Linked DNA regions of Homo sapiens: region 2 is linked to region 1. The links are chromatin contacts, found by Hi-C or POLR2A ChIA-PET in ENCODE. All regions are on one chromosome and are shown on one strand. Each heading gives the region's core, a stretch centred on a gene start or an enhancer-like site at or near the end of the contact. The rest is flanking DNA. Distances are from core to core; before and after follow the strand shown. Region 1 holds the start of MCAT (malonyl-CoA-acyl carrier protein transacylase). Region 2 overlaps LOC105373053 (a long non-coding RNA gene).

What was found. A loop is a pair of places that touch in the nucleus more often than their neighbours do. ChIA-PET counts read pairs that join two places held with the same protein, here RNA polymerase II (POLR2A). Pooled maps may share reads with other maps.
Region 2: a pooled map shows a loop between it and region 1 (3-fold over the local background). The contact joins the enhancer-like site here to the promoter of MCAT in region 1. A Hi-C loop is called at or near these places in 4 of 50 pooled maps. POLR2A ChIA-PET finds 5 or more read pairs at or near these places in 3 of 52 experiments (GM12878, WTC11 and naive thymus-derived CD4-positive, alpha-beta T cell).

What each region holds. Positions count from the first base shown.
Region 1 is chr22:43,139,598-43,144,647 of GRCh38, reverse strand. It overlaps MCAT (malonyl-CoA-acyl carrier protein transacylase), which reads left to right and starts at 1,250. Exons shown (of 4, transcript NM_173467.5): 1 at 1,250-1,722; 2 at 3,399-3,486. The coding sequence starts at 1,300. RefSeq lists a silencer at 1,226-1,495.
Region 2 is chr22:43,375,981-43,381,030 of GRCh38, reverse strand. All of the region lies in intron 3 of LOC105373053 (a long non-coding RNA gene), which reads left to right. Among named protein-coding and RNA genes, the nearest start is that of LINC01639, 22 kb to the left of the region's middle. Within about 2 kb of position 2,900, at least 6 of the 41 ENCODE cell types and tissues checked have a DNase peak (open chromatin) inside an H3K27ac peak, as active enhancers do; they include GM12878, where a contact is called at or near this core.

The DNA.
Region 1 (5,050 bases), core at 1-2,500:
TTTTTTTTTGAAACGGAGTCTTGCTCTGTCACCCAGGCTGGAGTGCAGTGGTGGGATCTCGGCTCACTGCAACCTCTGCTGCCCGGGCTTAGGGGATTCTCCTGCCTCAGCCTCCCGAGTAGCTGGAACTATAAGCGCCCACCACCACGCCCAGCTAATTTTTGTATTTTTAGTAGAGACGGGGTTTCTCCATGTTGGCCAGGCTGGTCTTGAACTCCTGACCTCAAGTGATCCATCTGCCTCAGCCTCCCAAAGTACTGGGATTACAGGCATGAGCCACTGCGCCTGGCCGAGCCTGTGTCTCTTGAGTTGCTTTTAGGTTAACATTAGATAACCCCAATTTCCAACCTCCATTCTGTCACTAACCACCTGTCACTCAATCTCTGAGCAGCTATCCATCACAGCGTTGCTGTGAGGAATTAAATAAGCTAATATCTGAAACACATTCAAGGCTTTGTTCAATAGCATAAAGATCTATTGGATGCTTATTATGTGCCAAGCACTGTGTGGTTTGTAAGAAAACATTATAAAAGAGAGCTGTTGTATAGTTGGGAACTGGCAACGGATGGTCGGCCATGCCAACTCCTGTGGTTGGGAGGATCATATGCAAGAAATGTGGTTGCTGGCCGGGCGCGGTGGCTCACGCCTGTAATCCCAGCACTTTGGGAGGCCGAGGCGGGTGGATCACCTGAGGTCAGGAGTTCGACACCAGCGTGGCCAACATGGTGAACCCGTCCCTACTAAAAATACAAAAATTAGTCAGGCATGGTGGCGGGCGCCTGTTAATCCCAGCTACTCGGGAAGCTGAAGCAGGAGAATCGCTTGAACCTGGGAGGCGGCGGTTGCAGTGAGCAAAGAACACGCCACTGCACTCCAGCCTGGGCGACAGAGCAAGACTCCGTCTCAAAAAACAACAACAAACAACAACAACGACAACAACAAAAACCATCAATGTGGAAGAGTTTCAAGTGCTCTTCATGTGCCAGGTAGAAAGCGTAAATACTACATTGCGTTGCGTTATTTATTCCATAAATATCTGTTGAGGACCCACTGTGGTGTGGCATCGTGTTCCGTTCAACGGCTATGGCTGTTTAAGTAAACGCATGAGTCCCTCCAGGACCCCAGAACGCAGCCCGAAGGGCCTCAGAGCCGGGGCGGAACCAGCGTCTGCGGAACCTTTCTTCCCGCTCCCGGTGCCCCGGAAGCCCCGGCAGGAAATGCGTCAGGGACCACGCTGCGCCGCGCCGCCGCAGTCGGGCCTCGGTCGCCACGGTAACGCGCGCGGGCAGGTGTCCGACCATGAGCGTCCGGGTCGCACGGGTAGCGTGGGTCAGGGGCTTGGGCGCCAGCTACCGCCGCGGCGCCTCGAGCTTCCCGGTGCCTCCGCCGGGCGCCCAGGGTGTAGCGGAGCTGCTGCGAGATGCGACCGGGGCGGAGGAGGAGGCGCCCTGGGCGGCGACGGAGCGGCGAATGCCGGGCCAGTGCTCCGTGCTGCTCTTCCCGGGCCAGGGCAGCCAGGTGGTGGGCATGGGCCGCGGTCTGCTCAACTACCCGCGCGTCCGCGAACTCTACGCCGCCGCCCGCCGCGTGCTGGGCTACGACCTGCTGGAACTGAGCCTGCACGGGCCGCAGGAGACCCTGGACCGCACCGTGCACTGTCAGCCCGCGATCTTCGTGGCATCGCTGGCCGCTGTCGAGAAACTACATCACCTGCAGCCCTCGGTGAGGCCCGAGGCCCCGTGACAGGAGGGGGAAGGTGAGCTCTGCCTGAGCTCTTGGCCCTGCCAGAGGCTTCCGCCTGCCATTCCGGGGGCTCCCACGTCTTACTCATTCGATCGAGTTTTTTTTTTTGTTTGTTTTTGTTTTTTTTTTTGAGACGGAGTCTCGCTCTGTCGCCCAGGCTAGAGTGCAGTGGCGCGATCTCGGCTCCGCCTCCCGAGTTCACGCCATTCTCCTGCCTCAGCCTCCCAAGTAGCTGGGACTACAGGCGCCCGCCACCATGCCCGGCTAATTTTTTGTATTTTTAGTAGAGACGGGGTTTCATCGTGTTAGTCAGGATGGTCTTGATCTCCTGACCTCGTGATCTGCCCGCCTCGGCCTCCCAAAGTGCTGGGATTACAGGCATGAGCCACCGTGCCCGGCCCGTTTTGTTTTGTTTTTTGAGACAGAGTCTTGCTCTGTCACCCAGGCTGGAGTGCAATGGCGCAGTCTTGGCTCACTGCAACCTCTGCCTCCCAGGTTCAAGCAGTTCTCCTGCCTCAGCCTCCGCAGTAGCTGGGATCACAGGTGCACACCACCACGCCCGGCTAATTTTTTTATTCTTTACTTAAATCCTCCCAGGTTCACCCACCTCGGCCTCCCAAAGTGCTAGGATTACAGGTATGAGCCACTGCACTGGCCTAAATGAAGGAACATTGAGATGAGTTGAGAATGTCACTTCACTTGAAGGTGGTGGATTGATTGCTATTAATATTTAATAAGACGGTAAATGTTAAGCTAGCACTTGAGATCCTTTACCCTATTTCACCTTCACACCACCTTGTGAGGTTAATACTGTTATTTGATGGTTGAGGAATGCAGACTCAGGGATATTAAAAGAATTAGTTAAGTGGTCCTGTTGAATCGTCATCATAATATTCATTCACTGCTTACCCTAGTCTGGGTCTGTGCTAAGCACTGTATAGACATTATATTCACATAATTCTCTCATCCGCCCTTTGGGGTAGGCCCTGTTCTTCCCTCATTTCACAGATGAGATAAAAATGCTCTTGGCCGGGCGAGGTGGCTCACGCCTATAATGCCTATAATCCAGCACTTCAGGAGGCTGAGGTGGGTGCATCACGAGGTCAGGAGTTCAAAACCAGCCTGGCCAACATGGTGAAACCCCGTCTCTACTAAAAATACAAAAATTAGCCAAGTGTGGTGGTGGACACCTGTAATCCCAGCAACTCGGGAGGCTGAGGCAGGAGAATTGCTTGAACCCGGGAGGCGGACGTTGCAGTGAGCCGAGATCACGCCATTGCACTCCAGCCTGGGCAACAAGAGCAAAACTCCGCCTCAAAAAAAAAAAAGTCATGCTCTTAACTTGTGCACAACGATATGGCCTGAGAGCCTGCTGCAGGGCCATGGCAAGGGAATCCAGAGCCCTGGGTTGGCGTCAGTGTGACCATGGACGGAGTTGATGGACTGTAACTAACCAGGAAAGCTCCTCCTAAATAAAGGGGCAGGACTCAATGATTGTCAAGGTCACTTTTGTGTGTCCTCTTCCAGCTGGTGCACCAAGTTCGTAGAACCTGGCTCACTGAGATGCTGAACACCCCGCCAGCTCTCAGGTACAGAGCCCTGGAACTGGGATCCCCAGGAGAGTGAGGGCTCACGTTCTGCATCTGTCCCCACAGGTGATTGAGAACTGTGTTGCTGCTGCTGGATTCAGTGTGGGAGAGTTTGCAGCCCTAGTGTTTGCCGGAGCCATGGAATTTGCTGAAGGTACAGGAAGGAGTTTGGTTTTATGCAAGGCTGTGGTCTTGGGCTCATTAGGGGTAAGGGACACTGCCAAAAATGATACTGGACCCACTCAGGTGATGGGAAGGGAGCACATGGACAGGGGTGACATTGGCACATGAGGACAGGGCTTTGCTGTGATTCCTTTTCAAGACTGAAGGATTCATTAGGGATTTCCCTTATTTTTGTAATCTCATGAAATCTGCTTGCTGAACTGTCTAACCCGCTATCCTGTGCACTCATACCTGCAGCACCTGCAACACGAGAGTATGTGTTCAGTAGATATTCGTTGAATTAAAGAGTAAATAAATATTGGATCTGGAGCCATATCAGTTTTACTTCTTAAGATTTTTGCTGGCCAGGAACCATGGCTTACGTCTGTAATCCCAGTGCTTTGGGAGGCCAAGGCAGGAGGACCACTTGAGGCCAGGAGTTCCAGACCATCTTGGGCCACATAGTGAGACCTTCATCTCTGCCCCCAACAAAAAACAAAAATTACGTTGGGTGCAGTGATTCACACCTGTAATGCCAGCACTTTGGGAGGCAGAGGCAGATAGATGTTTGAGCCCAGGAGTTTTAGACCACCCTGGGCAACATGGTGAAAACCCCATCTCTACCGAAAATACAAAAATTAGCCAGGCATGTTGGTGTGCGCCTGTAGTCCCAGCTCGAGTACTTGGGAGGATGAGGTGGGAGGATTACCTGAACCCAGGAGGTCAAAGCTGCAGTGAGCTGTGATCGTGCCACTGCATTCCAGCCTGGGTGACAGAGTGACACCCTGTCACACACACACACATACACAAAATTAGCTGCACTTAGTGGCATGCATCTGTAATTCCAGCTACTCAGGAGGCTGAGGGAAGATCACTTGAGCCCCTGAGTCTGAGGCTGCAGTGAGCCACGATTGTGCCACTGCACTGCGGCATGGGTGACAGAGCAAGACCCTGTCCAAAACAAACAAAAAAGAATCTAGTATAGAAACACGAGAGGTTATTGGGACTGGAGAGGGAGAAATGGAGAGTGCCTACATAGTGGACATGGAGTGTTTGAAACTAGAGAGAGTTGGTGGTTGTACAACATTATGAATACCCCAAATACCACTGAATTATACACATTAAAGTGGTTAATTATATTTTATGTGAATTTCACTGCAGTGCTTTTTTTTTAAGCGTTATAACATTATTAAGGAAAGTTTCATAATTTCACATTTTATGAAACAATTTTATTACATGTATCATTTTATGTGTACATAATGTGCAGAATTAGGCTTGGTGTGGTGGCTCACGCCTGTAATCCCAGCCCAGCACTTTGGGAGGCCAAGGTGGGTGGATCACCTAAGGCAGGAGTTTGAGACCAGCCTGACCAACGTGGTAAAACCCCATCTCTACTAAAAATTCAAAAATTATCTGGGTGTGGTGGCGTGCACCTGTAATCTTAGCTACTTGGGAGGCTGAGGCACAAGAATCACTTGAACCAGGAGGCAGAGGTTGCAGTGAGCCGAGATTGTGCCACTGCACTCCAGCTTGGGTTAGAGAATGAGACTCTGTGT
Region 2 (5,050 bases), core at 1,651-4,150, 230 kb before region 1:
GTCTCTTTAGTAAAGACGGGGTTTCTCCATGTTTTTTAGGCTGGTCTCGAACTCCCAACCTCAGGTGATCCACCTGCCTCAATCTCCCAAAGTGCTGGGATTACAGACGTGAGCCACTGTGCCCGGCCACATATTTTTTCTATACTTGGACTTTCAACAGTTCTTGGTTCCTATGTTTGAGGTATGGGATTATGCTCTCTTGTAAACAGAACATAATCTCTGTTTTTAAAATTCATTCAGACAGTCATCTTTCAACTAAAGTGTTTAGTCCTTTAATATGAATTACTGACAACATAAATGTAGATTAATTTCCATGGTCTCATAATGTATTTTCTATTCATTCTATATTTCCTACCCTCAGCCCCCTTTCTAATCTTCCTTTGTATCATTTGAGATTTTTATCTTCTTTTTCTTATCCTATTTTTTCTTTCTAATTATTTAGAAGTTATCAGCTCTATGACTAGTTTTTAGTGCTTACTCTAGCTATCTTAACACTGAGCACTTAACAAAGTCTAAACTTAATATATTTGCCTTCTCCCCAAATAATGGAAAGACATTCACAACTTGAATTTTGAGCATCCGTCCCATATTATATGGTATTGTCCAGTATTTTAATACTAGCCCATTTTTCCTACCATAAGTTAGGCATTATTATCGTGGAGTCCTATACTCCGTTGTTGTTTAGTTTTCCATCAAATGTTTCCAACATATGTGCCCATTGTTCCTTCTTGTATGCCTTGCCTTTTCTCTGGAATAATTTTGATTCTGTCTGAACTACATTACATTTAAATGTGTCCTTAGTGAAGATCTTTTGGAGGTAAAATCTCACCATTTCTTTTTGTCTGAATATGTCTTCATTTCACCCTCAGTTCAGTAGGATAGTAAAGAGTTCTAAGTTGACCGTTGTTTTTTTTCCAGCACATGAAAGATATAATTCCACTGTCTCCTGGTTTCCATTGAGGATAGTGATACATCAGCTGTAAATGATCCTTTAGAGTTTTTTTGTTTGTTTGCTTGTCTTGTTTTGTTTTGGGGGGCTTTTGTTTGTTTGTTTGTTTTTGAGGCGTAGTTTCACTCTTGTTGCCCAGGCTGGAGTGCAATGGGGTGATCTCGGCTCACTGCAACCTCCGCCACATGAGTTCAAGTGATTCTCCTGCCTCAGTCTTCCCAGTAGCTGGGATTATAAGTGCCCACCGCCATGCCAGGCTAATTTTTGTATTTTTAGTAGAGACAGTGTTTCACCATGTTGGCCAGGATGGCCTTGGACTCCTGACCTCAGGTGATCTGCCCACCTCGGCCTCCCAAAGTGCTGGGATTACAGGTGTGAGCCACGGCGCCTAGCCAGATGCTTTCAACATCTCTTTTTCTCTGATGTTCCATAGTTTTCTTGGGATGTATGTAAATGTGAATTTCTTTTTATTTATCTTGCTTGGGATTCACTGGGCTTCCTGGATCTGAGATTTGTTATGTATAATTTCACAAAAGTATCAGCCATTACCTCTTCGTGTATTGCCCGTTCTCCTATTCTGTTAGCTCCTTCTAGAACTCTAAATACACGTACATTAGGCCCTGCCACTTAATTTTTCTGGATAATTCCTTTGGTTCTACTAGCTTATTAAACCTCTCTTTGGCTGTGTGTAATCTGCTGCTCGCTCTGCTCATTTCAAATTTCAAATGCTACATTTTTCACTTCTGTACATTTTATTTGATTCTTTTTCAAATCTGGTTGTTCCTTTTTTTTTTTTTTTTTTTTTTTTTTTTTTAGATGGAGTCTTCCTCTGTCTCCCAGGCTGGAGTGCAAATGGCACGATCTCGGCTCACTGCAACCTCTGCCTCCCGGGTTCAAGCCATTCTCCTGCCTCAGCCTCCCAAGTAGCTGGGATTACAGGCACATGCCTTCACACCCAGCTAATTTTTGTATTTTTAGTAGAGACAGAGTTTTACCATGTTGACCAGGCTGGTCTCAAACTCCTGACCTCAAGTGATCCACCCACCTCAGCCTCCCAAAGTGTTGGGGTTACGGGCGTGAGCCACCGCGCTCAGCCCTGGTTGTTCCTTATGCTCTCTTATTCCCTGAACTTCAATTTTAATTGTTTGAAAACATAAAACTAGTTATTTTAAGTGTATATTCTGCCTGTGATCATTTCAAATCTGAAAGCTCTAAGGTTCCACTTGTACTGTCTCTTGTTTCTGCTGGTTCTCTTATCTTCCTTGTGAAGTTTATTAATTTTCACTGGGAGCTGCTCATTTTCTTGGGGACTTTGTGGACATTTCTATAAGGCTGAGATTGTAGCTGAATTCCTCGAGGAAGGTTTAAGGTTTGCTTCTGCAAGCTGACTGCGGGTACTATCAAGCAGGGGCCAGTTTCAATTTTCAACTTGAGTTTTTTTAAACCACACAAGTAGCAGGAATTCAAACTGAAAATCACGTGAGGGCCAGCTTGTGGTTACAGATTCTCAGTGGAGATATGTTTCTCTCAACCCAATGTCAAGGTCAGGGCAGGCAGGCTTCCTTTCTGTTCTCCTCTGCGGGGTGAGATTTGCTTTTCATTCTTTCTGACACTCTAGACATAGACCTTTTGGACTCAGGCTTTGAAGAGGTCTCCTATTACAGCCCCCCTTGGGGGAAGCCCAGACTTTATCTCCTGTCCCTTGCACCTCACACAGCTATGGAAACACAGGCTCCAAGTCTCCAAGGCGTCTACCTTTGCTTCATGTTGGAGATCCGTAACTTTCTTGCTTTCATGCTAACTCAGCAATGTGTAAAAAAAAAAACAAAGATTAAAACAATATTTTATCCAGCATTTTGGTTATAATCAGGGGAGTGATTAAAGGTATCGAATCTGGCAGAGTGCCAGAAACAGAAGCTCTCTCTCTCTCTCTCTGAGAACTTTCCAGAGTGTGCCTTGGCCGTGAGCCCATGCTTTTCTTTTAACACACACAAGAGCATATTCACAGATGTATCTGTGGGTTGCTGTTGCTGTTGTTGCAGTGTGTCCTCTTACATGGGCTTTTCAAGGGCCAGGAGGAAGGGAAAGTTAGGGGCTCTCAACCTTGATGTGGACATGAAACAATGAAGACTCTGGAGAAATGTATGGAGAAAGTTGAATAATGGAGTGATGGCTGTTATATGCGTGCAGCATATTTGCACGTCACCCGTTGTTAATCACAGCTTCCCCTCTGTACCGGGGAATGCATTTCAACCAGGATATGGTCACAGAAAGCTTCAAAACTGACCTGCAAAAAAAAAGTTTTCGTGCCACAAAATGAAAATGCTTCTTGCCAGTTGGAATCACACCAACCAAAGCTGGGCCTGTGGATCTTAGCAGCCCTAACCAGAAGGCCCAACCGACGGGCGTCAAGAGCCTGGCAGGGAAAGCGCTGGACTGTCTGATGGAGCGTGCATGCTTCAACCCTCATCTTTCTTAAAATGGAAGCAATCCCGGTCCCTAAATATACATGGGTCTTTCAAAACCTTGCTCCTTCTCCCACCTACCTTCACACTTCTGACTCAAGGGGGAAAAATAGCCCTCCAGCAATTCATCTCCTTCACGGGCTGCCGGCAAGCTTATAATTTTTTTTCACAGCTGAGTTATTTCTGATCTATGTCCTGGCAAAAAGAAATATAGAGCAACAGTGGCTGGGAGACGTTTGGAAGCTGTGCCAAGCCAAACAGTGTCTAAAAGTCTACATTTGAGCCGCCAACCTTGGGAAAGTGTGTTTTAACTCTACAAAAAAAAAAAAAAAAAAAAAAAAAAAAAACACACACCAAAAACCTTAAAACACTCGTGATGTAAAACGAACTTAAAATGAGGGTCAGAAAGGAACTCTCATGAGTTATAACGGGAGGCAGCCCCCCAGCCCCTGAACGTGTGGTCTCACATACCCCTTCTGAAGGCATCAGAAGAACCACAAAGCATTGCAGCTCAGCAGGTCCCAGAGGCCCCTGGGGACAGCGAAGCTTGGAGGTGACAGACAAGCTTGTGAACCTCACCACACTGCGGTTGACGCCTTCTTCACCTCTTAGCCGGGTGCTCCTGGGCAATGCATTTGACCTGAGCCTTCAGTTGCTGAACTGTAAAACTGATGCTAGAAAACCCACCTTGTGAGGTCAACACAGCAATCAGATAAAATTATATAGGCAATCACACATAATCACAGTGCTTAGAGAGTGCTAGTGCTTACTAAGTGCTCACGATGACAAATGCCGCGTTTGTATTGTTGTACTGATGCTTAGTAGATGATAATGATAATGATGAGGTTGATGATGATAAAGGAGGAGGAGTAGAAGAAATTGAATCTGAGAGAGAGAGAGAGAGACATGATTAAAGTAATTTTAGGCCAGGAGCACTGGCTCATGCCTGTAATCCCAGAAATTTGGGAGGCTGAGGTGTGAGGATCGCTGGAGCCCAGGGGTTCAAGACCACCCTGGGTAACATGGCAAAACCCCGTCTCTACAAAAAATACAAAAATTATCAGGGCCTGATGGTGTGCACCTGTAGTCCCAGCTACTCCGGAGGCTGAGGTAGGAGGATTGCTTGAGCCCAGGAGGTCAAGATTGCAGTGAGCTGCGATTGTGCCATTGCACTCCAGCCTGGACAACAGAGTGAGATCCTGTCTCAAAAAAATAAAAAATAACATGATTTTTAAAAAACAGTCAGTGGCAGACACAGGATTATAGCCTTGCTCTCCTGACCTCCAGTCCTGTATTCTTTCTACCGTTACTAACATTGCAGTCATTCTTTTAGTATTACTATTAACCACCAACAGTTCTAAACGGGTCTAATGCTCATTCAGTGCTCCCACGCACATCTTCTTAGCACTGTTTCATGTCAACTTTGTGAGGAAATCTGGAGACACCCATTTTGCAGATGAAGAAATTGAGGCAGAGAAATAAAATGATTTGTCCAATTCCAGTAAGCCAATAGCAGAACTGGGGTCTGAACTTGGATCTCTTGGGGGAAGGTCAACCCTGGTTTTGTCTTCTAAAACATCAAACTAGGATTGATTGAGGCTGGGTCCTCTGCTGACTCAGGGGACTTGGACAGGAT